Regions from separate parts of the Homo sapiens genome. Here region 2 is linked to region 1. Evidence: chromatin loops called from intact Hi-C (ENCODE). Cell type or tissue: B cell. All regions are shown on one strand. Links, peaks and the distances in the headings refer to the core of each region. The heading gives the core; the rest is flanking DNA.

Region 1 (15,738 bases), core at 5,078-10,077:
TAACTATGCCACAGTGTTACCTTAGAACGTTAATTAAATGTGAACTGCTCTTCCAGGCCAACGATAGTACAAAATCTACAACAATTTTTAGTTTCAAGTATTTTACCTGACACACTGAAACTTTTCCAAAGCATGAAAACATATTTTTTAAATGTTCTTCAAATTGAGTGGATTTCATCTTTCTCCAGTCACCTACTTAGAACTGAAATACTCATGTTTGTTGGGGAGTACAGCCTCAGCTTTCAACTCATGAGATCCAAAGAGACAGTGGAACCAAGTAGCTCTCTTTTTTTCTTTTTTTGTAGGTGAGTCAGAAGCCAGCCTGTGTGTTACAGAAGGAAGTTCTCCCCTCTGCCTATGAGCTCGTTTTACATCACCCAGGAGAATCTTTCAGACTCTAATCATATTGGCCAAGGTTCTTCCATCACTAGCATGACTATTGACAGGAGAAAGTATCAATAGAACAGGACATGTTCAGATTTAGAAGGTAGAGCAGAGTGAAACAAAGTGAGTGTAATAATTCCTACAATAGGCCGGGCTCGGTGGCTCACGCCTGTAATCCCAGCACTTTGGGAGGCCGAGGCGGGCGGATCACGAGGTCAGGAGATCGAGACCATCTTGGCTAAGACGGTGAAACCCCGTCTCTACTAAAAATACAAAAAAAATTAGCCAGGCGCGGTGGCGGGTGCCTGTAGTTCCAGCTACTCAGGAGGCTGAGGCAGGAGAATGGCGTGAACCCGGGAGGCGGAGCTTGCAGTGAGCCGAGATAGCGCCACTGCAGTCCGGCCTGGGCTAAAGAGCGAGACTCCATCTCAAAAAAAATAAATAAAATAAAATAAAATTCCTACAGTAATTTTTATGTACTTCATGGTAGTACATAAAAATTGTGAAAATGAATATGCTGCGTGGAGTTTTTTTTTCTCCCAGTGGACACACAACATTGAATGATTCATTCACTGTTGGAGCAGAATTTTTTACCCTGGATCAATTGTGTGCCTTCCTGATGATACTTTAATAGAACAAGTGGGCACAGAGTGACAGATGATGACGGGAGGCTCAGACACAAAGTAGAACTACTGTTGCCTGGAGCCAAACAAAAATTATACCATTTAAAAACTCAGAATCCAAGAGCTAATATGTTGTCCACAAAAGAACAAAAGGCAGAAAGTTTATGCTAAAATGAGGTAAGTTATAAATGTCAGTAACTCATAAAATGGGTATGTCCCATTGGGACCTAAAGAGTTAATATATAAAAGGAAACAGATTGAGGTCAGGTAGCCTCATGAAAATCTCAAATGCTGTGACACAGAGACAAACGTGGTACTGACGACTCATACCTGGGCTTGATCCAAGAGGCCTTTTCGAAAGTAGAGGCCTTTGTCTCTCCAGACCTGAGCCTCCTTTTTTGAAAGGGACTCTCTCTGATGTCCATGGAGTTGAAAGAGAAGCTCTGCTTTATTGGAGAAACTCCTTTCTACAGAATCACCTGCACGAAGGCAGACATTTGCAGGGAAATGAGACTGGCTTATATGATTAATTCTATCAAATGGATTTAAAATTAATCCACAGAAAGATAGAAAGAGGAAATGACACTCTGACAATAGCAGGTCTTCATGATGTTCTTTCCCCCATAATTTACTCCAAGTGAAGGTAGAAACCAGGACACAGAACTTTTGTCACAGATGGAAAAAGAAAAAGGGATGCCAGTCATTTTGTTCTAATTCATTTGCATTAAAAAAAAAAATCCTTCCCTCCTGGTTTCCATAGCTACTCCACCCCCTCAGTCTTCATTTGTAACTTGTCTGAGGGACAGGTCAGGGACTAGTGGCACCGGTGCCTTCTCACCCCCACCACAGAAGAGGGTGTCAGAATCACATGCCCTGCATGATGCTAATCACCCCAGCGCCCCCGACAACAGCAAAGCAAACCCAAACAGAACCCTCTCAACCTAAACAATCTTCCTTTCCCCTTTTAACTCTGAAGCTCTTATAAAAAACAGATATTTCAAGGATGTCCTTTAAGCTAAATACAAACTAGAACATTGAGGTAAAACACAATTATCTGCCCTAAAGTAAAAATATAGATTTTTAATATTTCCAATAAATATATTTCAAATCACCAGTTTGAGGTGTGGAATAAGTTCATATTTATTTTAGTGTTGAAACCATAGTAAGTGGAAAAAAAAAACCCTCTAGGTTGACAAGAAGACCAATCTTTCTCCTAGGATTTCCCTCCCCAGTTGATTTCTAGGGACCCTCAAGTCCATCCTGGTGGTTTTTGGTCACCACCACCCAGGAACACATTCTCTGGTCCTCACTTCATCTTCTCACACCTTCCTGAAATTGTTCCTGAAGACTGTTTTCTTTCCCATGACTATTCATTCCAAGTGTCAGTAGCCTTCCCTCTCTTAATGTTCTCAAAATAGAAAGAAAGGGATCCAGGCAGGGATATTAACAACTCTTTACTGAATGTCCAGGAATGTTCATTCTTGAGAACCTCAGGCCCTGAGTAGAACCTCAGGGTCTATGCCAAGTTCCTGACAAGCTCACATGGCATGGGATGATCTCATCCCCTACTAGGGAGAAACCTCTGGAGCCAGGGCCCTAAACCCCTCTGCTCCTTGTAAACAGAAATGTAAAGGTGTAATGAGCAAACACATGCAAAGACCTTTGCACACCTGGTACATAGTGCTTAATAAGAGATAACTGCTACAATAAAGATTAGGAGCTAGAAAAAGGCAAAATTTGCCTTTGGTTGTCATTGCTTCTTCTTTCTTTGATTCCCTTCCTTCCTTCATCTCTCTGCACCACAATATATCTAATTTTTAGCCCCTCAGTGCCTAAAGTCCCCTAGGTACTGCCCCAGTAGCTTTCAACTTCTGCTCAGTTAAAAACATCAATCCCATGTCTCTTTTTTGTCAGGTCTTTAATATAATGTGACAGTAGTTGACACCAGTTCCTCAAAGGAATGGTTCAGAACCACATAAGAACCTTGAAAATAGGGAATTTCTGTCTTTTTGCAAACAGAATGGTATCAATGTAAGTTTCAATTATTAAGGTGTTCGGGAAAGGTCGGAAGTCTCTCTTGGCCTTTCTGATTGTGCCACTTAAGCAGGTGATTGCCTGTTTTATTGTTTCCAAATAACTTGCCACAGGATATCCATTTAGCTGGTCCAAGGAAGAAGATTCATATTTCCCTGACTTGTAGAAATATGTGTTGAAGTTTGGAGGAAGAAAAGGGCTTGCCCTGGAGAGTTAACCACTGATCTGTGGAATAAACTTTAATTTTCTTCAAATAAAGGAAGCAGCTTTTATCTTCCACAGAAAACTCCATCTCTTAGTCTGGCATCGCAGCAAATTTCCTAGGCTAAATAGAGCATTGCCAGAGCTTCATAGTAGATCCTTGGGAACATTTACATAGTGTAAACCTAATTCCCATACAAGGACCGTGTGGTCTATAGTGTAGGGAAGCTGGTGTGGCAGTGGGATGGCAATAGTGGTGGTGGTGGTGGTGGAGTGTGTATGTGTGCGTGTGTGTGTATGCACCTGTCAGAGATGGAAAGCAGAGTGAAATAAATGAGTCAGTTCATTACATCTTAAAGTTTATGGAGCTCTCCAATTTAGCTCTAAAAAGAAACCCCAGAAGAAACAAAGGCAACCTTATTTTGTTGGATCTTATTACAACCATTTTCAGCCAAATAGAGCTTGTTTCACTTTGATTTTACAGGAAATAAACTTAGCATCCCATAGAGCTTAGTGATTGTGGAGTGCTACTGTCATAAGAATTAACCATCTGCTGAATATGTAGGCAAGAGTTGTTACTGTCTAGATTTGAAGATAGATCTTTCCATGGATTCAGATGATTTCAGAAAAATTTTTATAATGAGAATTAACTCTAAATGAGCCATCTGCCAGTGGTCTCTGGTCCAAACTAGAGCTGCCTCAGCCACACTGATCAAATACCTCTGAGTAGAAAGGATCCTTGGTCAGCCACACCAACTGGATGTGTGCTCTGAGTGCTTGTTAGTTTGTGTTTCTAATCCTACATGAGTTGTGGTTTGTCAGCAGTTTACATATTAATATTAACAAAAGGGAAAAGACTAAATTATTGTTTACAGATTATCTTATTTTACAATGAGAAAACCTAAAACATTAATTAAGAGGTCAGAATAAAGTGGCTAGATACATTAAAATCAGCATGTAAAACTGTGATGAGGAAAATGGTGCATCCCAGCTTGGCTGTGATAAGATCTTAATGACAGGACACTGTCAGCCAATGCCCAGAGACAGCCTGGCATGTAAGCCCCCTGAGAAGCTCTCAAGGTTTTGAGGAGAATCCATAAGCAGTTAAATTCTGTCCTTTGATAACCCCTCATTAGCCTTCCTAGCAGCAGACTGTCTAGACTGACTTCTTTGCTGGACATGAACCAATAAGTTTACCCAGAAAAATGTGCAAACAAAATTCATTCTCCCTGACTACTTTCAGTTTTTCTGTCTTCTTTCTCCTACAAATTCTGGTTTTTGCCTTCTTTTCTTGACCACAGTCTACTGATTTTTTCTTCCTTGTATGAGTAAATATGCATGCATATGACAAACTAAAGATTATGCTATATCAATAATCATTTGGAAAATAATTTTAAAAAGAGATCACATTGTAAAAATGAATCCATCAAAATCTAAAACCCCCACCTGGCATGAATTTCAATAAAAGGTCTTTTTAAAAAATGTATATGGCTGTGTTTTTATTGCTATGTGACAACCCACCCCAAAACTTAGCAGCTTAAAACAACCACTATTTTATTTGTTCCTGAGTCTTGGGTTGGTTGGGACTCAGCTGGGTGATTCTCCTGCTGGGGGTTGCTCATGCTGTTGCACTTAGGTGGTGGATGGGGCCACAGCATTCAAGATGGCTACATTCATGCGTCTGGAACCTTGGCAAGGACAGCTGGAAGGCTAGAACACCTCCCCCGTCCTCCCCTGCCAGCCTTGCTTTCTTTGTCTCCATGTCACTTTCTCAGTACAACTAACTTGGACTTTGCATAATGGGAAAGCCTTCATGTGTGAGCACTTTTCAATCCTCTGCATGCATCACGCTTGCTACTATCTCATTAGCCAAAGTCAGTGTGGGCAGGGCCTATACAAGAGTGTGAATATAGAAGGCAAGATGTTTTGAGGATCACCAAGGTAAAAGTCCACCACAATGGCCCTCTCTGCTCATCCTCCAGTGGCATCACTGTATTCTGTAATTGCTAGTTTATTATCAGACTGTAAGTGCTGTGAGTTACAATCTTATTTTAGTATCCTCAGAGCCTAGCATGGTACCTGGTCAGCACGGAAATATGCATTGAATGAATGAATGAAGGAGTAAACATGTTGAGTAACCTACTTCCATAATTGCTGGTAGAGCTTGTGACATCAATTCTTACCTTGTTTTCCCTAATTCCTGCACTGCCTCCCTCCTGTGCCAGGTGTGAGGTGTCAAAACATACAGAAAGAAATGCATTCAGCTGAGCTCTGCCTGCTTTTGTCACAGCTTTACAAGTCTCTGGGTCATGTCTCTCTTCACTGCTTTTAGGGAACATTTGAATCCTGCAAGATACTTGGCGTGGAGTGGTTTTGTATAGCAATTTTTTAAGTAAGGCGGATTTAGAAAAGAAGCCTAACATTAACCCCAGACTTCATGGAAAAATGTGAGTAGTTAGAGAAGAAAAGCACAGAGAGGGTGTATGGTCCAGGATGAGCCTGGCTGAGAGGACCAGCCATGCTGGAAAGAATACAAAGAATACAGTGCCATCACTAACAGAAGATAAAACATTTCTTACAAGATGCAGTTGTACTCAGAAGAAGCCTGGTGAGCCCAGACAAGCAAACTCTCTTTAAGTATATTATTCTGTTCTTTTGAAAGGTTGCTATGATTTAGTTGAAAAGATGTGCAGGCTCAGCTCTGAGTGTTAGCTTTGAAATTTCATTATTTGCTCTTGTGATGTGGGCTGGCATTTTCCTTCTCATGGGCTGTGAAATAACAGGGTTAGGCCACATCTGCAGGTCTCACTCTGTGCTCCTTATGCCTGCAACCCAGGGAAATGTCTGGGTAGGGTGAGGGGGCTCCCTGACTTTAACCAGATCACCTCTGCTTTCATCTTTTTTTTACCTATGTTTTCTCTTATGTTCTGCCTAAGACCTTGTTTGAACAAAGAGTTCTGGTCCTAAAACACATATTATTTAAAAAAAATTCTTTCATCTCTAGAATTCTATGGCTTTTCTCAAATCCACAGACTCCCTTGAATGTTCAATTATATAGTTTCATTTTATCTTTCTTCTGGGAAGAGAAAAAAATAGGTAAATAAGTTGTGTTAGAAAAGCAATCCCTGGCTTTATATTTTGTTTTGTGTTTATTTTGACATCCATAACAATGGTTAGGAGGGTGTCCAGAATACCATTTCTTTTGATGGTCTCAAGGATGGAAGGGCAGTTTACGAACATCCCTTTCTAAGCCCTATGTAGCTGCTTTCCAAATTATTACCGATTTTGGAACCCTTGGAGTCTGAAGACTAAGTATGCTATTTGTGTTTTGTATTCTCACACAGTCTTTGCTTCCTGGGCTTATTAAGTAGAAGATTTTTGGTGTTAGCAGGGCAGTCTTTTGAAGCTCTGTCCCATTTGCTGATTGTCAGAATTGTCTCTTGGCTGTGGTGCATGAATATGCTTTCATTCATTCATGAGCAAACTCCTGCTATGTGCCAGGCATTGTTCTAGGCACTGGGGAAACAGCTGTGAATGGAACAGACCTCCTGCGCTCGTGGATTTACAGTCTGCAAGCATGAGCAGGAGAGGGAGACAAAGAAAAAAGTAAATAAATCAGACACTTCCAGGTAATGGTAAGTGCTATAAAGAAGATGAACAGCAAAATAAAGGAAAGAGAATGAATGGTATGGTTGTAGACTCTCTGAAGAGGTGGTATTTTGGCAGAAAAAAATGAGAATGTATCAATCATTCAAAAAGCTGGGGCATGGAAGAGTGTGGGGGCGGAGAATGTTCTAGAAAAGGAGAGCAACAGGTGTGAAGCCTGGAGATGAAACAGAACTTTATATTTTGAGGAACAAAAAGAAAGCTGGGATGACTGGGCACTACTGAAGGAGGAAAATAAAATGGCAGGACATGAAGTTGGAGGGAGGTCAGATCATGGAGGGCCTGGAAGGACACAGAAAGGAGTTTGGATCTTGTTGCAAGTACAGTGCTATTTAGAGGCTCGTTGGTTGCTGAGTGAAGAATGACTCTATGCCATTGCCCTATTTTATCTTCTTAATAGCACCCATCATAATCTGGAATTAACTTACCTGTTAATGTGTTTACCTGTTTATTGCCTTTCCCTTCCACCCCGACACCAACAGAATGTAAATTCCTAACGTGACAGTTTTGCCTATCCTATACACCGAAGTGTCTAAAACATTGTAGGTACTAAAAAATCATTTAGAGAAGGAATGAATGAATGTACTTGTTCATTTAGACAGATAAGCCTGAGAGAGGCAGGTGTGGTATATGAGAGGGTGACGAAGTAGAAACTAATAAAATATTTGCTAATATTTTTCTAGTTGTACCTGGGGCCAAAGAGACTGTATGATTTTCTGCACACTCCTCACCCACCCCCATATTACATACAGGTGCAATGTGATTACAGTGAACTTGAAGTCCACCCTGGGGTGTGAGGATATATGTGTATATGTATACACTATATATCACCTCAAACTGTGATGAAATGTGGGGAGGGAAGACATTTGAGGCTGGACAGATCTGGGTCCAAATTCCTCTTCTGGCTTTTGCCTGACATATGATTTTGAGCAAGTTATTTTAAAACCTCAACCCTGACAGCATGACTCTCTCATGTGTGTTTTCTATGAGGCAGTTACTCTGCTCTGTGCTTCTCTTCCCAATGTGAGAAGAAAATGGCCTGCCCTGGTGACTGGGAAGGGTGATATGGCAATTATAGGGATGGGGGGCAGCTGTAAGATGGTGCACTTGTGTTTGGCACCAGCTAAATTGCCCAGCTCTGTCCTACCTGCTGCACCTTGAGCCACTGCACATCCACAAAAGCATCCTAGAGAGGGCACTGCAGAGCCACAGAACCTGTGGGTTTCACTTCCTGAAAAAACAAAACCAGGAAACGATAACAAATACCTTGAGTGCTCACTATGTGCCAGGGATTGTTCTAACCATTACTCATATTGACCAACTCAATTATTTATCCTAAGGACCTACTTTACAGGTGAGGAAACTAGTTACATACAGGGCACATGGGTAATGAGTAGCAGTGCCAGGAGTCGAACCTAAGTAGTTTCATTCCAGAGCCTGAGCTCTTGACACTCCCTGTGGCATGACAGGTGGTTCAAAATGCTGGTAAAATGAGTCTGTATCCATGGCTGTGGTCTCAGTGGTGAAGTAGTGTCCCTTGCACTCCCACAGGGCCCTTTCTTGGACCAGGCTTCTAGCCAATCATACCTGTGTCCTATGGCTTAATGTCGCATGGCCTAGTGGCTGCAGAATGGCCTCAGTCTGTGACACATTGAGTTTATATTCTTCTTTCAGATAAGAGAAAAATCTCATGGCCTCTAGTGACTGGTATGTGTCCCAGTTCTTTTCCCTCCTCCTCTGCATGATGGCAGGGGCACGGTCTTCCTCAGAACACCTGTGCTGACATCATATACCAGCATTTTTTCAGTTGCTGTCTTATTTTATCTCCTATGTAAGCTGCATTCCTGCTGCACACACACAGTGTCTAGCATATAGTGGGTGTGCAATGCACACTAAATGAATAGGAAAAAGGATAATTTCAGATAGTGATGAAGAACCATTATAGAAATCGAACTCCTGCCTTCTGCAAGTCCAGGATCTGTGCCAAGTGAAAGAGCTGACGTTACGCCATTGGCACAAACAGAGAACCATATTAAAGTGCAATGGCAAATTTAAACATTAAAGCATGAGAAGTATTTTTGTTACTGCACCTTGCCAAATGGAACTGAAGCAGATTTTGATATAAAAATTGACAGGAAGCAAAAGTGGAATGGATAAAAATAGAAAAGAAATTACCAAGCCTTGAAAGGAAGTACACAAGATGAAAATGGAATTAAATCCACCTTGACTGGAGGAGATTATATTTTAAAAAATGAATAAATTGACAGCAAATTAACATGTAGTACATCTACAATCTGCCTTTAAGGAATAACAAAAGATATTTTTATTATCTCAATGCAGAAATTTTGGTTGATTTTTTTTTTCCATTACTTCCTGAAATGAGAGGTTTAGTTTTATATAGAACTAAGTGTTATGCTTTGCCCAACTGCTTGGGTGCACACGGAGGAGTCTGTATTGTGTTTCTCTCTGGATGCAAGTATTTTCTTGGATGGAATTTTCTGTGAACTTGAGATTGTGTGATTGCCTAGAGATTGGGGCATGTCTCTCTCTCTCTCTCTCTCTCTCTCTGTGTGTGTGTGTGTGTGTGTGTGTGTGTGTGTGTGTGTGTGTGTTGGGGGGTGGGTATTTGAGGGCATGCAAGATGAAACATTCCAGAGTTGAAATCCTTAGGAGAAGTCCAATATGGCAAAAGCGGAGCCCAACTAGAAAACTGAAGCCCTGAAGACTCTTTCCTGAAGCTTTGTGTCACAGTTACATGACCCTGGGTAAATCACATTTTCTCTGGGTCTCAGTTTCACTATTTATAAAATAGAGATAATAATTTCTACTTTTCCTACCCGTTAATGAGGATCTAATTTGATAATGGACCTGAAAGTACTTTGAAGACATTTGCTATGATCCTAATGCAAGGAATTATTGTTATAATTTTTTTTCTAAGCAATGAGGTTATTGTTGTGTAACTCTAAGATTGCGAGGGGATTTCTTTGAAAAGCAGAGGAGAAGCAGTATATGATAATTCCTTATGTTTATATAGTTGTTCGTCATTTTTAAGATCCACAATCTATATTCACTACCAGATTTGTCCAATAATCCTGCAAGATAGGCAGCTCTTTGGGCAGATGGAGAAAGACTGAAGGAATTGCACAGGGTGTCCCAGCTCTTGCATGGAGGAGCCAGCACTAGAACCCACACAATCCACAGTGGCCCAAAAAGTCACCATGCTGGAGTTGCCTGCATTCTTCACAGGTGTGTGTGTGTGTGTGTGTGTAAATAACATCTGATTAATAAGAACACACAAGAAATTGAAGTCTTTGTCTCAAGCTTTCCTCTCCAAATCTTGCTCTTATGGACATAATATGCCATTTGGTTTGAGCCTTGGAGGCAGTTGTTAATAAATATGTGCTGTACAGATCCCGGTGCTGGCTGCTACAGAGACACTGGTGAAGAGGGCATTGATTTGGTCTTTGGGAAACTTCTGGTCTACAGGATAAGACAGACATGTAAACAGGGAAGGGCATCGTGTGATGAATATTATGCCTGAGGTGAGATGACTCTGTGAGGCATCCAAGAGAGGCCCTGCTACTACTCTTTGTGGGCTCGAGGAGGCCTCCAGAAAGAAGAGGTGTCTAAGGTGAGACATGAGGATGAGCAGGAGTTAAGAGGGTCAAGGAGGAAAATGTATCAGGCAGAGGCAGTGGCAGTTTCGAAAGCCTGGAAGGGAAAAAAGCAGAATATTTGGGAGACAAAGTGTTTCCAAAAGGCTGAGGCACAGAGTGTCTACATACTGTGATGGAAATATTGGGGTGATGGGCCAGGCGCGGTGGCTCACACCTGTAATCCCAGCACTTTGGGAGGCCGAGAAGGGCGGATCACGAGGTCAGGAGATCGAGACCATCCTGGCTAACACGGGGAATCCCCGTCTCTACTAAAAATACCAAAAAAAAAATTAGCCGGGCATGGTGGCGGGCGCCTGTAGTCCCAGCTACTCAGGAGGCTGAGGCAGGAGAATGGCGTGAACCCGGGATGCGGAGCTGAGCTGAGATCGCGCCACTGCACTCCAGCCTGGGGGACAGAGCGAGACTCCGCCTCAAAAAAAAAAAAAAAGAAAAAAGAAAATGGGGTGATGAAAATGTTCTCACACTGGCGTGTGGTGATATGGGCACAACTCTACATTTACTTAAAAACAGCACAACTCTACATTTACCTAAAAAAATCATAGAATGTGGCCGGGTGTGGTGGCTCAAGCCTGTAATCCCAGCACGTTGGGAGGCCGAGGCGTGCGGATCACAAGGTCAGGAAATCGAGACCATCCTGGCTAACACGCTGAAACCCAGTCTCTACTAAAAATCCAAAAAAAAAAAAAAAAAAAAAAAAATATATATATATATATATATATATATATATATATATATATATATATATATATATATATAAAATTAGCCGGGCGTGGTGGTGGGTACCTGTAGTCCCAGCTACTCGGGAGGCTGAGGCAGGAGAACGGCATGAACCTGGGAGGCGGAGCTTGCAGTGAGCCGAGATGGCGCCACTGCACTCCAGCCTGGGCGACAGGGCGAGACTCCGTCTAAAAAAAAAAAAAAATCATAGAATGTGAATTACCTCAATAAAGGTAATCTATGAAGGAGCGGGTAATAGGAGCAGAGTAGCCGCTGGTGAGAAATGAGACCAATGACACAAGCTGGGGTCTTGGGGAACCTCGATCGGTTTTATCAGAAGAGTGGCATGGTCAGATTTATCCTAAAGAAGGAGTACTCTGGAAGTGCATGGAGAAAGAAGAGAAGAAATTCAGTTAGCAGATAAGGAGGCCAGTGGTCCATGCAAAAAAGAATGATGGGTCTGGACTTGGGTGATGGCAGTGGAATGGGGAGGTGAAGGAGAGTGAGAAGCAAAGGATGGCACCAGGACCTTCCATCCATGCATGTGGAACAGTTGCATATTTGAAAACACCTCAACAATTGATTGACTTTTTTCATCAAACATGATAATTACATGAAGCTACATTTCCCTGGAGGCTGCTTTATTTTTCTCCCATCTAAACCAGGGAGCAGAGACACATGGATGGGGCTGTGACTGCCTTTGTTTCCTCTCTTTGCCCCTTGAGGAGATGAATTTACTCCTATGTTCCTTTTTCCACCTTTCGGCCACTGTATTTCTCCTCTCTTACAGTCCTCCAGTTCTTAAGCTGTAGTAACTTAAGTCAAAGCATTATTGATTAATTATGTTCCCACTTTAAATATGATTTGTGCTAAAAAAAAAAACTGAAAAGGAATGAAAACACATGTCCATGCAAAGACTTGTCCATGAATGTTCATGGAGCAGTATTATTCAGAACTAGAAACTACCCAAATGTCCATCGACAAGTGAATGGATAAATAAAATATGGTATGTTCATTCAATAAAAAGGAAAAACTCCCAATACATGCTATGACATAGACACATCTTCAAAACAGTATGTTAAGTGAAAGACATCAGATGTAAAATACCACACATTGCATGATTCTATGTACATGAAATGTCCAGAAAAGCGAAGTCTATAAAGACAGAAAGTAAGTCAGTGGTTGCCTGGGGTTGGAGGTGAGAATGGCACTAGACTACAAATGGACATGAGGGGTGTATTGGGGTGATGAAATTGTTTGAACACTGGCATGTGGTGATATATACATAGCTCTAAATTTACTAAAAATAAAGTCATGGAATGGAAATTACTTTAATAAAGCTGTGAAAGAAGGAAAGAAAGAAAAGAAAGAAGGAAAGAAAAAGAAAGAAAAAAAGAAAGAAAGAAAGAGAAAGAAAGGAAGGAAGGAAGAAAGGGGAGAGAGAAGAAAAGAGAGAGAGAGAAGAATTCTGAAGGAAAGGATGATAGTATAGACGTGCATTTGAAAGGGCCAGTTATTGCTGGGCAGTGTCAGAGAGGAGGGGCTGGAGCCTACAATATCACTTTCTCATAGGCATGAAGAAGCCAGGGGTCTAGGCTAGCTTCAAAGCACTTTGAGGAACAAGGTCAGTTTCTCAGGGTATGTCAAGTTCTGAGCCAGACTTGAAGTTGGAGGGCCATGGGATAGATGGCTTGTCCTATCGACTGTGGTCAGTGGATGTCTCTGAAATAGCAGGCAGGCAAGCTAGGGGTCCAACTGTGTATCACAAGGTGCCCCACTCTGGACTGGACTCAGGAGGATTGTCTAGTCCTCAGGGATGGATACTGTCAAAAACAAGGCACAGCTCTGGCCTCAGGTTTCCTTTAAAGAGAAGACCAGACTCTGAGCTGAAGAAGAGTTACCAAGACAGAAACCCAGCTATAAGAATTGGAACCTCAGGGAGCACTGAACTCAGAGAGGTCATCAGAACAGGCTTCTAGAATCAGGGCATCCATGAATCCTCATCAGCCCTGGGCCTAGGTAGAGGGGTGTGTCTGGGCATGGAGATGGCAGGTGGCAATGATTAGAATCAGGATGCAAAGGTTGAGTCTTATATTAGTAATCACACTGGGCCCAGACTGAGGCTGGTGCACTTCATGCTCTGCCTGGGTTCTGGACAAAATTAGGAGTTCTAAATGCCCACATTTCTCCCACACCTGCCATGTGTAATTCAAAATATAAACAACATGAAGCTCTATAATAACTGTATGAAAGACCAACAAAAATCTTATTTGTTCTCATGATGACCTCATCAGAGCTTTAAAAAATATATATCGGGAAAGTTCTAACTTCCCCTTAACCCACGTTCTTTATCTCCTTCCCTGTTATGTGTTATCACCTTCTTACATACCATATAAGGTGTTTTAAATTTTGTTTATTGTCTGTCTTCCCTTATTAAAATCTAAGGGTATAAATTCTCTGCTGTGTCTCTAGCAACTAGAACCATGCCTGACAGTAATGCTCCAAATGAATCAAGCATAAATTCTTTCCCTCCTTTATTTCTCTGCTCTGTAGATGTTCTAAGTGTCACTAGGCTGCTGGTTGGGTGATCTAGCACAGCCTCAGCCTCAGGTCTCAGTGGGTTCCAGGGACAGGTGGTAGGTCCCACATTTGCCAGGAATGGAGATCTGATGGGTACTGATTGGGGATTTGAGGGATGCTGTGTGGGCAAGGACCAAGACTGAGTCTGACAAAACTCATGGTGGGATTTCCATATCTGAGACAGGATGGTAGTGGACACTTTAAATTGGGCCTTTTCTAATTGTACCCTGAAGTCAACTGCTTCTGTCCTTTTCAAGTTGTACCCTGAAGTCAACTGCTTAGTGTGCCTGCTAGCATCAGGGCCAGCAAACCTGGTTTCATTTTTTTTTATTAATTTCAACTTTTATTTTAGATTCAAGGGGGAAATGTGCAGATTTGTTACATGGGTATATTGCACAATGCTAAGGTTTGGGGTATGATTGATCCTGTCACACAGGTACTGAGCATAGTACCAATAGTTATTGAATCCTTGCCCCACTCCCTTCCTCCTCACTCTAGTAGTCCCCAGTATCTATTGCTGTCATATTTACGTCCCTGAGTACCCAATGCTTATTTAGCTCACACTTGTGGGAATTTGTGATATTTGTTGTTTTTATTCCTGTGTTAATTTGCTTAGGATAATGGCCTCCAGCTATGTCTATGTTGCTGCAAAGGACATTCAGTCTTTTTATGGCTGTATAGTATACCATGGTGTATGTGTACCACATTTTTATTATCCAGTACACCATTGCTGGGCACCTAGGTTGATTCCATGTCTTTACTATTGTGAATAATGCTGTGATGAACATATGAATGCATGTGTCTTTTTGGTAGAATGATTTATTTTTCTTTGGGGATATACCCAATAATGGGATTGCTAGGTCAAATGGTAATTCACTTTTAAGTTCTTTGAAAGACCACCAAACTGCTTTCCACCGTGGCTGAATTAATTTACATTCCTACCAACAGAGTGTGAGCATTCCCTTATTTTCTCAGCCTCGCTGACATTTGTTGTTTTTGACTTTTTACTAACAGCCACTCTGACTGGTGTGAGATGGTATCGTATTATGGCTTTAATTCGCATTTATCTAATGATTAGTGATGTTGTATCAGTCCATTTTCATACTGCTATAAACAACTGCCTAAGACTGGGTAATTTATAAAGGAAAGAGGTTTAATTGACTCACAGTTCAGCATGGCTGGGGATGCCCCAGGAAACTTACAATCATGATGGAAGGCAAAGGGGAAGCAAGGCATCTTCTTCAAAAGGCAGTAGAAAGGAGAAGTGCTGAGTGAAGGGGGAGGAGCCCTTTATAAAGCCATCAGATTTCATGAGAACTCACTGTCACGAGAACAGCATGGGGGAAACCACCCCCATGATTCAATTATCTCCACGTGTTCTCTCCCTTGACGTGTGGGGATTATAGGGATTACAATTCAAGATGAGATTTGGGTAGGGACACAAAGCCCAACCATATCAGATGTGGACCATTTTTTCATGCTTGTTGGCCACTTGTATGTCTTCCTTTGAGAAGTGTCTGTTCATGTCTTTCTGAATGGGGTTATTTGGTTTTTGTTTGTTCAATTGTTTAAGTTCCTTATAGATTCTGGATATTAGACCTTTGTCAAATGCATAGTTTGCAAATATTTTCTCCCATCCTGTAGGTTGTCTGTTTACTCTGTTGATAGTTTCTTTTGCTCTGCAGAAGGTCTTTAGTTTAATTGGGTTCCACTTGTCAATTTTTGTTTTTGTTGCAATTGGTTTTGAGGACATAGTCATAAATTCTTTCCAAGGCCAATGTTCAGAATGATATTTCCTAGGTCTTTTTCTAGAATCCTTATAGTTTGAAGTCTTATATTTAAATCTTTAATCAATC
Region 2 (15,738 bases), core at 5,522-10,521, 1.1 Mb after region 1:
TCTCAAAGTAGTTCAATGAGAGAAGAAAAAGATTACAATAGATAAAGAATAGGTTCAGAAGTCTAGGGACAGAGAAATATATTAGAAAAGATCACAGACCCGGCCGGGCATGGTGGCTCACGCCTGTAATCCCAGCACTTTGGGAGGCCGAGGCAGGTGGATCACAAGGTCAGGAGTTCAAGACCAGCCTGGCCAAGATGGTGAAAACCCGTCTCTACTAAAAATACAAAACATTAGCCAGGCATGGTGGCACGTGCCCATAATCCCAGCTACTCCAGAGGCTGAGGCAGAGAATTGCTTAAACCTGGAGAGGCGGAGGTTGCAGTGAGCCGAGATCGTACCACTGCACTCCAGCCTGGGCGACAGAGCAAGATTCCACCTCAAAAAAAGAAAGAAAGAAAGAAAGAAAAGATCACAGACCCAAATAGCTGGCTCCTTCTAGTCCTGTCCATTGTGACGAGGAGATATGCCTTACTGCTTTGAGGTTTCCTCTAAGATGCTAAAGGCTCTGCAGCCCCTCCAAGGACCTAATCTTGAAATCCATACTCCATACTGGCATCCACTTCTGCCTTCCTAGTCAGCCTTACTCCTAGACCTTGTCTTTGACCTCTGAGGCTGTTTCCATTTCTGGCATCTGTAGACAGGACCCTTCCTGTAGCCCTTGGCTTGCAACCCTGTTCAGTTAGTTTCAGGCCACTGGCATTTCTACAATCTACTCTTGACTTCCAGCCTTGCCCCCTTCCAATTCATTTCCCTTATGGCAGTCAGGCTGATTTTTTCCATGGAACACATGTGATCATGTCAGTTCTATTAAAATCTTAAAGTGGCTTCCTGTATCTCTCAGTATAAACTTTCAAATCTTCACAGCACTCATGACCAGGACTCTTCCCTCCTCCCCAGCTCTGCATCATAGCATTTTATCACCTCTTACTTCATGTCCCAATCACAAAGAATTGTTTGCAGATCTCTGGACACACCATCCTCTTACACCTCCATGCCTTTGTATATGCCTTTGTACATGCTTTGTCTTCTGCCTGGAATGCTGTTTCCTGCTCTTCTGCTGGGTAATACCCATTTTTAATCAACACACAAATCAAGCACCACCTCCTGCAAAAAGCCTCCCCTAACATCCTGCCTGTGTTTTTCCTCGTGGGCTCCCAGGGTTTCCTGTGCTCTAGCCAAGCACATGTTTGACTTTGTCTTCCTGTCCACCCGACCCACTAGACTAAAGCTAGTGGGAGACTATCCCTGTCCACCTAACCCACTAGACTGAAGCTAGGTCAGAGACTGTGTGCTCTTTTTTCCTGTACCCCAGCACCTAACAGTGCCAGGAATAGCGGCCACATGAATGTTTGCTGAGTTACTAGATGGAAACCATTACAGCCCCATTTCAGACCAAGCCTTCAGCTGAGTCTTACCCCAACCCTTAGCAATACTTTCAGATGGCTGTACGTGTCAGACCCTGAGATAAACATTAAGCACCCAAAAATAGAGAAGGCTTTTTTTGTCCTTTAAGAAGTTCACAATCAAGGTAGGGGAAAAATAGTTAACTATAACTTAAATTTAGAAGTGCTATCATAAAGCAGTACAGTAAATGATGGAATAATGATTTAGTGTAGTATAGGATTCAGAGAGTAGGCTTGAATCCACACCTGGATTTAAATTGCAATGCATTCCTAGATGTGCGGCCTTGAGAATATTACTTTCCTAGACCTAAATTTAAAACTCTGCATAGGGGAAGCAGGCAAGAAATAACTAAGATCAGAGAAGAACTGAAAGAGATAGAGACACAAAAAACCCTTCAAAAAATCAAAGAATCCAGGAGCTGGTTTTTTGAAAAGATCAACAAGATTGATAGACCATTAGCAAGACTAATAAAGAAGAAAAGAGAGAAGAATCAAATAGATGCAATAAAAAATGATAAAGGGGATATCACCACCGATCCCACAGAAATACAAATTACCATCAGAGAATACTATAAACACCTCTATGCAAATAAACTAGAAAATCTAGAAGAAATGGATAAATTCCTCAACACATGCACCCTCCAAAGACTAAACCAGGAAGAAGTTGAATCCCTGAATAGACCAATAACAGGCTCTGAAATTGAGGCAATAATTAATAGCCTACCAACCAAAAAAAGGCCAGGACCAGATGGATTCACAGCCAAATTCAACCAGAGGTACAAGGAGGAGCTGGTACCATTCCTTCTGAAACTATTCCAATCAATAGAAAAAGAGGGAATCCTCCCTAACTCATTTTATGAGGCCAGCATCATCCTGATACCAAAGCCTGGCAGAGACACAACAAAAAAAGAATTTTAGACCAATATCCCAGATGAATATCGATGTAAAAATCCTCAAAAAAATACTGGCAAACCGAATCCAGCAGCATATCAAAAAGCTTATCCACCATGTTCAAGTGGGCTTCATCCCTGGGATGCAAGCCTGGTTCAACATATGCAAATCATTAAATGTAATCCAGCCGATAAACAGAACCAAAGACAAAAACCACATGATTATCTCAATAGATGCAGAAAAGGCCTTTGACAAAATTCAACAGCCCTTCATGGTAAAATCTCTCAATAAGTTAGGTATTGATGGGACATATCTCAAAATAATAAGAGCTATCTATGACAAACACACAGCCAATATCATACTGAATGGGCAAAAACTGGAAGCATTCCCTTTGAAAACTGGCACAAGATAGGGATGCCCTCTCTCACCACTCCTATTCAACATAGTGTTGGAAGTTCTGGCCAGGGCAATCAGGCAGGAGAAAGAAATAAATGGTATTCAATTAGGAAAAGAGGAAGTCAAACTGTCCCTGTTTGCAGACAACATGATTGTATACTTAGAAAACCCCATTGTCTCAACCCAAAATCTCCTTAAGTTGATAAGCAACTTCAGCAAAGTCTCAGGATACAAAATCAATGTGCAAAAGTCACAAGCATTCTTATATACCAATAACAGATAAACAGAGAGCCAAATCATGAGTGAACTCCCATTCACAATTGCTTCAAAGAGAATAAAATACCTAGGAATCCAACTTACAAGGGATGTGAAGGACCTCTTCAAGGAGAACTACAACCACTGCTCAGTGAAATAAAAGAGGTTACAAACAAATGGAAGAACATTCCATGCTCATGGATAGAAAGAATCAATATGAAAATGGCCATACTGCCCAAGGTAATTTATAAATTCAATGCCATCCCCAACAAGCTACCAATGACTTTTTTCACAGAATTGGAAAAAACTACTTTAAAGTTCATATGGAACCAAAAAAGAGCCTGCATTGCCAAGACAATCCTAAGCAAAAAGGACAAAGCTGGATGCATCATGCTATCTGACTTCAAACTATGCTACAGGGCTACAGTAACCAAAACAACATGGTACTGGTACCAAAACAGAGATATAGACCAATGGAACAGAATAGAGCCCTCAGAAATAATACCACACATCTACAACCATCTGATCTTTGACAAACCTGACAAAAGCAAGAAATGGGGAAAGGATTTCCATTTAATAAATGGTGCTGGGAAAACTGGCTAGCCATATGTAGAAAGCTGAAACTGGATCCCTTCCTTATGCCTTATACAAAAATTAATTCAACATGGATTAAAGACTTAAATGTTAGACCTAAAACCATAAAATCCCTAGAAGAAAACCTAGGCAATACCATTCAGGACATAGGCATGGACAAGGACTTCATGTCTAAAACAACAAAAGCAATGGCAACAAAAGACAAAATTGACAAATGGGAACTAATTCAACTAAAGAGCTTCTGCACAGCAAAAGAAACTACCATCAGAGTGAATAGGCAACCTACAGAATGGGAGAAAAATTTTGCAATCTACTCATCTGACAAAGAGCTAATATCCAGAATCTACAAAGAACTCAAACTAATTTACAAGAAAAAACAAACAACCCCATCAAAAAGTGGGTGAATTATATGAACAGACACTTCTCAAAAGAAGACATTTATGCAGCCAACAGACACATGAAAAAATGCTCATCATCACTGGCCATCAGAGAAATGCAAATCAAAACCACGATGAGATACCATCTCACACCAGTTAGAATGGTGACCATTAAAAGGTCAGGAAACAACAGGTGCTGGAGAGGATGTGGAGAAATAGGAACACTTTCTCACTGTTGGTGGGACTGTAAACTAGTTCAACCATTGTGGAAGACAGTGTGGAGATTCCTCAAGGATCTAGAACTAGAAATATCATTTGACTCAGCCATCCCATTACTGGGTATATACCCAAAGGAATGTAAATCATGCTGCTATAAAGACACATGCACACATATGTTTATTGCAGCACTATTCACAATAGCAAAGACTTGGAACCAACCCAAATGTCCAACAATGATAGACTGGCTTAAGAAAATGTGGCACATATACACCATGGAATACTAGGCAGCCATAAAAAAGGATGAGTTCATGTCCTTTGTAGGGACATGGATGAAGCTGGAAACCATCATTCTCAGCAAACTGTCACAAGGACAAAAAGCCAAACACCACATGTTCTCACTCATAGGTGGGAAATGAACAATGACAACACTTGGACACAGGAAGGGGAACATCACACACCAGGGCCTGTTGTGTGGGGAAGGGGGGGAGGGAAAGCATTAGGAGATATACCTAGTGTAAATGATGAGGTAATGGGTGCAGCACACCAACATGGCAGATGTATACATATGTAACAAACCTGCACGTTGTGTACATGTACCCTAGAACTTAAAGTATAATTTAAAAAATTTTTTTTTGTATTTTTAGTAGAGAGGGGTTTTGCCATGTCGGTCAGTCTGGTCTCGAAATCATGATTGGAGTGACCCTTCCGCCTTGGCCTCTCAGAGTGCTGGGATTACAGGTGTAAGCCACCATACCCGGCCTATTTTAAGATTTTAAATGTAATTATCCATTTAATTTATGACATACAATATTTAGAAAAAAATGCATAAAAAATAAGAAAATAAAACTCTGCATAGGGGAAATAATACATAGCAATTAGAAAAAACATGGTATTTTGGGGGAAGGGAGTATTGTGGTAAAATATATCTCACATAATATTTATCATTTTCTAATCATTCCTAAAAATATAGTTCAGTGGCATTAAATACATTCATAACGTCATGTAACTATCACCACTATCCATATTCAAAAGTTTTTCATCATCCTCAACAAAAACTCTGTACTCATTAAAGAGTAACTCCTCTTACCCCCTTCCCCTCAGCCCTGATAACCTCTATTCTGCTTTCTGTCTCTATAAATTTGTCTCTTCTAGGTACCTTTTATAAATGGGATCATGTAATATTTGTCCTTCTGTGTCCGACTTATTTCACTAAGCAGTGTTTTCCAGGTCCATCCATGTGGTAACATGTTTCAAAATTCCATTCCTTTATATGGTTGAATAATATTCCGTTGTATGTATAAGTTATAATTTGTCCATTCGTCTGTTGATGGACACTGAACTGTTTCCACTTTATTATAAACAATGCTGTTATGAACATTGGTATACAAATATCCGTTTGAGTCCCTGCTATCAATTTTTGGGATATACACCTAGGAGTGGAATTGCCGGGTCATATAGTAATTCTGTGTTTACCCTTTTGAGAAACTGCTGAACTATTTTCCATAGCCGCTGCATCATTTTGCATTACTACCAGCAAGGCACAAGGATTCCAATTTTTCCACCTCCTTGCCAGCACTTGTCTTTTTTTTTAATTATGGACATCCTAGGAGGTATGATTTAAAATAAGAACTAACTGAACCTTCCTAAATTTGATGGCATAATTCATGGAGAAGATGGATGACCTCTTTGGACATGAAAGATAAAGCTTCCTTTTTTACCCCCTATTGGGCATGGTTTGGAAAGCTGGAGAAGAGGATAAAATTAAGGAAGAATCAAAAAAGAGGTGGGGATTGTAGAGAATAAAGAGTTGAGGAGGCCAGGAGCAGTGGCTCCAGCCTGTAATCCCAGCACTTTGGGAGGCTGAGGCAGGCTGATCACCTGAGGTCAGGAGTTCAAAACCAGCCTGGCCAACATGGTGAAACCCCATCTCTACTAAAAATACAAAAATTAGCCGGGTGTGGTGGCATGTGCCTCTAATCTCAGCTACTCTGGAGGCTGAGGCAGGAGACTTGCTGGAACCAGGGAGGCAGAGGCTGCAGTGAGCCGAGATCATGCCACTGCACTTCAGTCTGGGCAACAGAGTGAGACTCCATCTCAAAAAGAAAAAAAAAAAATGACAGTTGAGGGCAGAAGTAGTAGGATGGAAGGAGAGGGCCCAGCTACACAGCAGGAAGCTGAGATACTTATTATAAGTGATACTACAAGAGGTAGCCAGAGGAAATGTTTCAGAGTATGATTGGTCAAGCAACTTTTAAGAAGAACAAACTTCAGTAATACTTTTAAAACAATTTTTAAAATTGTATTTTGTTTCCTTGAGAAAAGCAATATAAGCTCATGTATAAATTAAAAGCCCACCTTTTACTCATAATCCCCCAACCTCTAGTTCCGTTCTCCAGAGGCAACTGCTATTGGCAGTTTTTAATGTATTCTGTCAGAGATATTCTGGTTAATGCTGAATTTTATGTTGTTTGTTGTTCTGCAAGAAACCTACTGCTTGTTTCTTTTTAGGTCATTTTAATTGCTTTATGCTGGTGATGGTTGGTAAAGTTAAAGAAAAGGCCTGTGTTTCATGTTTGCAACTTGGATGCCAACTCAGCCATAGTAGGGTAGGGCACCAGGCAGAGTTGTGAGGCCCCATTACAGCCCTAGCTCCTGGATGTCATTTCTAGACACACACTGGGCCGGAAGAGAGCCTGCTGCCTTGAAGGGAAAGACTGAGTCTGGAAGAATTCATCACCTGCTGACTGTGAGCCATTGGCCTCTGAATAATCAGCAGTGGTAACCAGGTAGTACTCACTGTGGCCCATGGGTGAGACTCTGAGATGTACTGGCTTCAGGTGTGATACAGCACACTCACAGCTGTTGTGGCTACAAGAAGAGATACTTTATGTTTGAGAAAAGCAGAGAAACGATAAAGGGGACTTTGTCTTGCATCTTAGGTACCAGATAGGCCAGAGTGGAGAAAAGCACCAACTGGGGTGCTGGGGTCCCCAGTTTCAGGTGTTGGCTCTTGAATCACATTTTTGGACCTACACTGTGCCAGAGGGGAGACTACTGCCCTGAAGGGTGAGTCACAGGCCTGGCAGCATTTATTATAAGAGCGGACTAAAGACCACATGGGCCTTAAGTAAACATTGGTGGCACCATGGCAGTACTCCCTTGGGCTTGTGGTGGTGCTGGTGGACACAGGGAGAGACTCCTCTGCTTGGGGAAAGGGGAGAAAAGAGTGGAAGGGACCTTGTCTTGTAGTTTCAGTGCCAGCTTAGCCACAGTAGAATAGAGCATCAGGTAGATTTCTAAGGTTTTTGACTGTAGGTTCTGGCTCCTGGACAACATCTCTGGACCCACCCAGGGCCCAGGGGGAACTTGCTGCACTGCAGAGAAGGACATAAGACTTGTTGGCTTCACCACCTACTGATTGTAGAGCCTTGGGGCCTTGAGCAAATATAGGTGGTAGTCAGGTTGTGATTACAGTGGGCCTTGGGCAAGATCCAGCACTGTGCTGGCTTCAGTTCTGACTCAGCACAGTCCCAGTAGTAGAGGCCACAGGGGTGCTTGTGTTACTACAACCACTCCTAGTTCCAGGCAGCTCAGCATAGACAGAGGGAGACTCTGGGAGAAAGCAAGGGAAGAGAACAAGAGTCTCTGCCTGGTAATCCAGATAATCATTGCAGATCTTATCCAAGACCACTACGCAGTACCTCTACTAGGCTACAAGAATTATAGCATTACTGGGCTTGGAGTGCCCCCTAATGCAGATATGGCTGCAGTGACCAAAAACTTAGATCACAGTGCCCAATTCGCTTCAAATATCTGGAAAGCCTTCCCAAGAAGGACGGGTACAGACAAGTCCAGAATGAAAAGACTACAATAAATACACAACTCTTCAATGCCCAGACACTGACAAACATCCATAAGCACCAAGACCATCCCGAAAAACATGACCTCACCAAGCAAACTAAATAAGGCACCCAGGGGCAATACCAGAGAGACAGATATACATGACCTTTCAGACAGAGAATTCATAGTAGCTACTTTGAGGACACTCAAAGAAATTCAAGATAATGCAGAGAAGGAATTCATAATCTTATCAAATAAATTTAATAAAGAAATAGAATAAGTTTTTAAAATCAAGAAGAAACTCTGGAGTTGAAAAATGCAACTGACATACTCAAGAATACACCAGAGTCTCTTAATTGCAGGATTGATCAAGCAGAAGAAAGAATTAGTTAGCTTGAAGACAGCCTATTTGAAAATACAAAGTCAGAAGAGAAAAAAGAAAAAAGAATAAAGCACATTTACAAGATCTAGAAACTAGCCTCAAAAGGGCAAATCTAATAGTTATTGGCCTTACTGAGGAGGTTGATAGATAAAGGCAGAAAATTTATTCAAAGGGAAAAGAACAGAGGTATTCCCAAGCCTAGAGAAAGATATCAATATCCGAGTACAAGAAGGTTATAGAACACCAAGGATCTTTAACCCAAGGAAAACTACGTCAACGCATTTAATAATTCAACTCCCAAAAGTCACGGACAAAGAAAGGATCCTAAAAGCATCAACAGAAAGGAAATATATAGCATGCAATGGAGCTCCAATACATCTGGCAGCAGACTTTTCAGTAGAACACTTACAGGCCAGGAGAGAGTGGCAGGACATATTGAAAGTACTGAAGGAGGAAAAAACTTTTATCCTACAAAAGAATAGCCAGCAAAAACATCCTTCAAACAAGAAAGAGAAATAAAGCCTTTCCCAAACAAAAGCTGAGAGATTTTATCAACACCAGACCTGTCCTACAAGAAATGCTAAAGCAAGTACTTCAATCTGAAAGAAAAGGACATTAATGACCAGTAAGAAATCATCTGAAGATACAAAACTCACTGGTAATAGTAAGTATAGAGAAAAACACAGACTACTAAAACACTGTAATTGTAGTATATAAACTACTCATATCTTAAGTAGAAAGACAAAAAGAAGAACTGATCACAATAATAACTATAACTTTTTAAGACCTAGTACAGTAAGATATAAATAGAAAAGACAAAGAGTTAAAAGGTGGTAAGACAAAGTTGAAGGAGAGAGTTTTTATTAGTTTTCCTTTTGCTTGCTTGTTAGTTTCTTTGTTTATGCAATCAATGTTAAGTTTTCATCGGTTTAAAATAATGGGTTATATATATTATTTGTAAGCCTCATGGTAATCTCAAATATAAAAACATACAAGAGATGCACAAAAATAAAAAAACAATCTACAAATTCAATGCAATTCCCATCAAAATACAACCATCATTCTTCACAGAACTAGAAAAAACAATTCTAAAATCCATATGAAACCAAAAAACAGCCCACATAGCCAAAGCAAGATTAAGCAAAAAGAGGAAATCTGGAGGCATCACATTACCAGATTTCAAACTATACTATAAGACCACAGTCACCAAAACAGTATGGTACTGGTATAAAAATAAGCACCTAGACCAATGGAACAGAATAGAGAACCCAGAAATAAAGCCAAATACTTACAGCCAACTGATCCTTGACAAAGCAAACAAAAATGTAAAGTGGGGAAAGGACACCCTATTCAACACATGATGCTGGGATAATTGGCAAGCCACACGTAGGAGAATAAAACTGGATCCTCATCTCTCACCTTAAACAAAAATCAACTCAAGATGGATCAAGGACTTAAATCTAAGACCTGAGACTATAAAAATTATTGAAGATAACATTGGAAAAACCCTTCTAGACATTGGCTTAGGCAAAGATTTCATGACCAAAAAAACAAATGCAAACAAAACAGAACAAAACAAAACAAAAGCAAAGATAAATAGGTGGGACTTAATTAAACTAAAGAGCTTTTGCACAGCAAAAGGAACAGTCAGCAGAGTAAACAGACAACTCACAGAGCGGGAGGAAATCTTCACAATCTATACATCTGACAAAAGACTAATATCCAGAATCTACAAGGAAGTCAAACAAATCAGTAAGAAAAAAACAAAATCCCATCAAAAAGTGGGCTAAGACGCGAATAAACAATTCTCAAAAGAAGATATACAAATGGCCAACAAACATATGAAAAAATGCTCCACATCACTAATGATTAAGGAAATGCAAATCAAAATCACAAAGTGATACCACCTTAATCCCACAAGAATAGCAATAATCAAAAAATCAAAAAATAATAGATGTTGGAATGGATGTGGTGAAAAGGGAACATTTCTACACTGCTGGTGGAAATGTAAACTAGTACAACAACTATGGGAAAGAGTGTGGAGATTCCTTAAAGAACTAAAAACAGAATTACCATTTGATCCAGTAATCCCATTATTGGGTATTCTACCCAGAGGAAAAGAAGTCATTATACGAAAAAGATACTTGCACACACATGTTTATAGCAGCACAGTTCACAACTGCAAAAATATGGAACCAGTGCAAATGCCCATCAATCAATGAGTGAATAACTAAACTATGGTATAGATATATACACACCATATATATATGTATATATGCATACACACCATATATATATATATAATGGAATACTACTCAGCCATAAAAGGGAATGAATCAATGGCATTTGCAGTAACCTGGATGGGAATGGAGACTATTATTCTAAGTGAAGCAACTCAGAAATGGAAAAACAAACATCGTATGTTCTCACTTCACATGTGGGAGCCAATATATGATGATGCAAAGGCATAAGAATGATACAATGGACTTTGGGGACTGGTTAGGGGAAGGGGGGAAGGGGGTGAGAGACAAAAGACTACAAATTGGGTTCACGGTATACTGCTCGAGTGATGGGTGCACCAAAATCTCACAAATCACCACTGAAGAATTTATTCATATAACCAAATACCACTCATTCCCCCCAAAACCTATGGAAATAACAAATAAAAAAATAAAAATAAAATACACAAAAGACACACATGAAAATAAAGGGATGGAAAAAGATATTCCATGCAAATGGAAACCAAAAAAATACAGAAGTAGCTATACTTACATAAAACAAAACAGATTTTAAGACAAAAACTATAAAAACAGACAAAGATGATCATTATACAATGACAAAGGGGTCAATTCAGCAAGAGGGTGTACAACTGTAAATACATATACACCCAATACTGGAGCACTCAGATATATGAACCAAATATTATTAGAGAGAGATAGACCCCAATACAGGAATAGCTGGAGACATCAATAACCCCCTTTCAGCACTGGACAGATCTTACAGACAGGAAATTAATAAAGAAACATCAGACTTAATCTGAACTATACACCAAATGGACCTAATCCATATTCACAGACATTTCATCCAATAGCTGCAGAATACACATTCTTCTCCTCAGCATATGGATCATTCTAAATGATACACCATATGTTTGGTCACAGAAGATTCTTAAAAAGTTCAAAAAATTGAAATAATATCAAATATCTTCTCTAACCACAGTGGAATAAAACTAAGACTCAATAACAAGAGGAATTTTGGAAACTATACAAACACATGGAAATTAAACAATATACTCTTGAATGAACAGTGGGTCAATGAAGAAATTAATTTTAAAAATTAATATTTCTTGAAACAAATGACACTGGAAACACAACATACCAAAATCTGTGGAATACAGCAAAATTAGTACTAAGAGGGAAGTTTTTAACTATAAGTGCCTACATCAAAAAAGAAGAAAAAAACTGGAAATAAATAAACTAACGATCCATTTTAAATAACTAGAAGAGTGGACCTGGAGTGGTGGCTCATGCCTGTACTCCCAGCACTTTGGGAGGCCAAGGTGGGTGGTTAACATGAGGTCAGGAGTTCAAGACCAGCCCTGGCCAACATGGTGAAACCCTGTCTCTACTAAAAATACAAAAAAATTAGCCAGGTGTGGTGGTGCACACCTGTAATCCTAGCTACTCAGGAGGCTGAGGAACGAGAATCTCTTGAACTCGGGAGGCAGAGGTTGCAGTGAGCCGAAATTGCACCACTGCACTCCAGCCTGGGCCTCAGAGCAAGACTCAGTCTCAGAAAAAAAAAAAAAAAAAAAAAAGAACTAGAAGAGCAAGAGCAAATCAAATCCAAAGTTGGTAGCAGAAAAGAAATAATAAAAATCAGAGCAGAAATAACTAATTTGAAAAGAATGATACAAAAGATCAATAAAACAAAAAGTTTTTTTTTTTGAAGACATAAACAGAACTGACAAACTTTGGCCAGACTAAGAAAAAGAGAGAGAAGACCCAAATAAATAAAATCAGCGATGAAAAAGGAAACATTACAACTGATATTGCAGAAATTCAAAGGATCATTAGAGGCTACTATGAGCAATTATATGCCAATAAGATGGAAAACCTAGAAGAAATGATTTTTTTTTTTAATGGAGTCTTGCTCTTGTCGCCCAGGCTAGAGTGCAGTGGCGTGATCTTGGCTCACTGCAACCTCCACCTCCTGGGTTCAAGCGATTCTCCTGCTTCAGCCTCTGGAGTAGCTGGGATTACAGGCAACCACCACCACGCCTGGCTAATTTTTTTTTGTATTTTTAGTAGAGATGGGGTTTCATCATGTCAGCCAGGCTGGTCTCAAACTCCTGACCTCAGATGATATGCCTGCCTCGGCCTCCCAAAGTGCTGGGATTACAGGAGTGAGTCACCACGCCTGGCCAGAAATAGATAAATTTTTAAGCAAGATTGAGCCACAAAGAAATCAAAAACCCAAACAGATCAATAACAAGTAACAAGATGAAAGTTGCAGTAAAAAGTGTCCCAGCAAAGCAAAGCCCGGGACCCAATGGCTCCACTGCTGAATTTTATCAAACATTTAAAGAAAAACTAATACTAATCCTACTAAAACTATTCTAAAAAATGGTGGGGGAGGTAATATAGCCAAACTTATTCTATGAGGCCAGTATTACCCTGATACCAAAACCAGACCAAGATATATCAAAAAAAGAAAACTACAAGCCAATATCTCTGATGAATATTGATGCATAAATCCTCAACAAAATACTAGCAAACAGAATTCAACAATACTTAAAAAGATTATTCATCATGACTAAGTGAGATTTATTCCATAGTTACAAGAATGGTTCAACATATCCAAATCAATCAATATGATACATCCTGTCAACAGAATGAATAACAAAAACCGTATGATCATTTCAACTGATGCCAAAAAAGCATTTGATGAAGTTGAATATCCCTTCATGTAAAAACCCTTTAAAAAACTGGGTATAAAAGGAACATACTTCAACATAATAAAAGCCATATACCACACACCTACAGGTAGTATCATACTGAATTGGAAAAACTGAAAGACTTTCCTCTAGGATCTGGATCATGACAAGAATGGCCATCTTCACTACTGTTGTTCAACATAGTACTGGAAGTCCTAGCTGGAGCCATTAGACAAGAGAAAGAAAGGGCATCTAAATTGGAAAGGAAGAAATCAAATTATCCTTGTTTGCAGATGATATGATTTTATATTTGGAAAAGCATAAAAACTCCACCAAAAAAACGATTAGAACTGACAAAGAAATTCACTGAAATTGCAGGATACAAAATTAACATATGAAAATCAGTAGCGTTTCTATATGCCAATAGAGAGCAATCTGACAAAGAAATTAAGAAAGTTATCACATTTATAATAGCTACAAATAAAATGGAATACCTAGGAATTACGGAAAGAAGTGAAAGATCTCTACAAGGAAAACTATAAAACAATGGTGAAATCATTGAAGAGGATACAAAAAAAATTTAAAAAATACTTCATGCTCATGGATTGGAAGAATCAATATTGTTAAAATGTTCATACTACCCAAAGCAATTTACAGATTCAATGCAATCTTAATCAACCTACCAATGACATTGTTCACAGAAATAGAAAAAATAGTCCTAATAGATACACGGAATCACAAAAGAGCAGAAAACCAAAGTTATTGTGAGCAAAAAGAATAAAACTGGAGGAATCACATTACCTGACTTCAAATTGTACTACAGAGCTATAGTTACCCAAACAGCATGAAACTGGCATAAAAACAGATACATAGAGCAATGGAACAGAATCCAGAATCCAGAAACAAATCCATACATCTACAATGAACTCATTTTCAACAAAGGTGCTGAGAACATACACTGGGGGAAAGACAGTCTTTTCAATAAATGGTGTTGGGAAAACTGGATATTCATATGCAGAAGAATGAAACAATTCCTATCTCTTGCTATATACAAAAATCAAATCAAAATGGATTAAAGACTTAAATCCAAGACCTCAAACTATTAAACTACTAAAAGAAAACATTGGAGAAACTCTCCAGGACATTAACAGTGGGTAAAGATTTCTTGAGTGATACCCCACAGCCAAGCAAAAATGGACAAATAGGATCACGCCAAGCTGAAAAGCTTCGGCACAGCAAAGGAAGCAATCCACAAAGTGAAGAGACAGCCCACAGAATGGGAGAAAATATTTGCAAGCTATTCATCTGACAAGGGATTAATAACCAGAATATATGAGGAATTCAAACAATTCTGTAGGAAAATGGAAACATTTAATAATCTTATTTTAAAATGGGCAAAATATCTGAATAGACTTTTTTCTTTTCTTGGAGACAGAGTTTTGCTCTTGTTGCCCAGGCTGGAGTACAATGGCGTGATCTCAGCTGACTACAACCTCTGCCTCCCAGGTTCAAGCAATTCTCCAGTGTCAGCCTCCCAAGCAGCTGGGATTACAGGCATGCACCACCACATCCAGCTAAATTTTTGTATTTTTAGTAGATACAGGGTTTCACCATGTTGGCCAGACTGGTCTCGAACTCCTGACCTCAGGTGATCCATCCGTCTCAGCCTCCCAAAGTGCTGGGAATACAGGCATGAGCCACTGCACCCGGCCCTGAATAGACATTTTTCAAAAGAAGATACATAAATGGTAAACACATATAAAAGGCGCTCAACATCATTCATTATCAAAGAAATGCAAGTCAAAACTACAATGAAATATTATCTCACCCCAGTTACAATGGTTTATCCAAAAGACAAGCAACTGTGAAAGCTGGTGAGGATGTGGATAAAAGGGAACCCTTGTATGCCATTGGTGGGAATGTAAATTAGTATAACCATTATGGAGAACAGTGTAGAGGTTCTTTAAAAACTAAAAATAGAGCTACCATATGATCCAGCAATCCCACTGCTAGGTACATACCCAAAAGAAAGGAAATCGGTATATTGAAGAGATATCTGCACTCCCATGTTTATTGTAGCACTATTCACAATAGCCAAGATTTGGAAGCAACCTAAGTGTCCATCAACAAATGAATGGATAAAGAAAACATGATATATATACACAAGGGAGTACTATTCAGTCATGAAGAAGAAGGAGATCCTGTCATTTGCGACAACATGGATGGAACTGGAGGTCATTATGTTGAGTGAAATAAGCAAGGCACAGAAAGAAGAATACCAAATGTTCTCACTTATTTGTGGGAGCTAAAAAATTAAAACAGTATAACTCATGGAAATACAGAGTAGAATGATGGCTACCAGAAGCTGGGAAGGGTAGGGGGGTGGTGGGGGGAATTGCGGATGGTTAACGGGTACAAAAATTGTTAGAAAGAATGAATAAT

The links. Hi-C counts contacts between places; a loop is a spot of excess contacts. Peaks named below come from ENCODE experiments on the same cell type or tissue, not always from the same donor. Only the 100,000 strongest peaks of a DNase experiment are listed, where the experiment ranks them.
Region 2: it touches region 1 in a loop (21-fold over the local background); 2 of 110 quality-filtered maps call a loop at or near these places.

What each region holds. Positions count from the first base shown.
Region 1 is chr12:47,400,832-47,416,569 of GRCh38, reverse strand. LINC02156 (long intergenic non-protein coding RNA 2156) reads right to left here and starts at 1,562. Exons shown (of 2, transcript NR_149087.1): 1 at 1,338-1,562. In B cell, for the core only: CTCF peaks have their summits at 7,897 and 8,097; a DNase peak (open chromatin) is centred at 8,119; H3K27ac peaks cover 438 bases.
Region 2 is chr12:46,334,843-46,350,580 of GRCh38, reverse strand. No RefSeq gene overlaps it. Among named protein-coding and RNA genes, the nearest start is that of SLC38A2, 30 kb to the left of the region's middle. In B cell, for the core only: a CTCF peak has its summit at 7,884 (motif pointing left); a DNase peak (open chromatin) is centred at 7,880.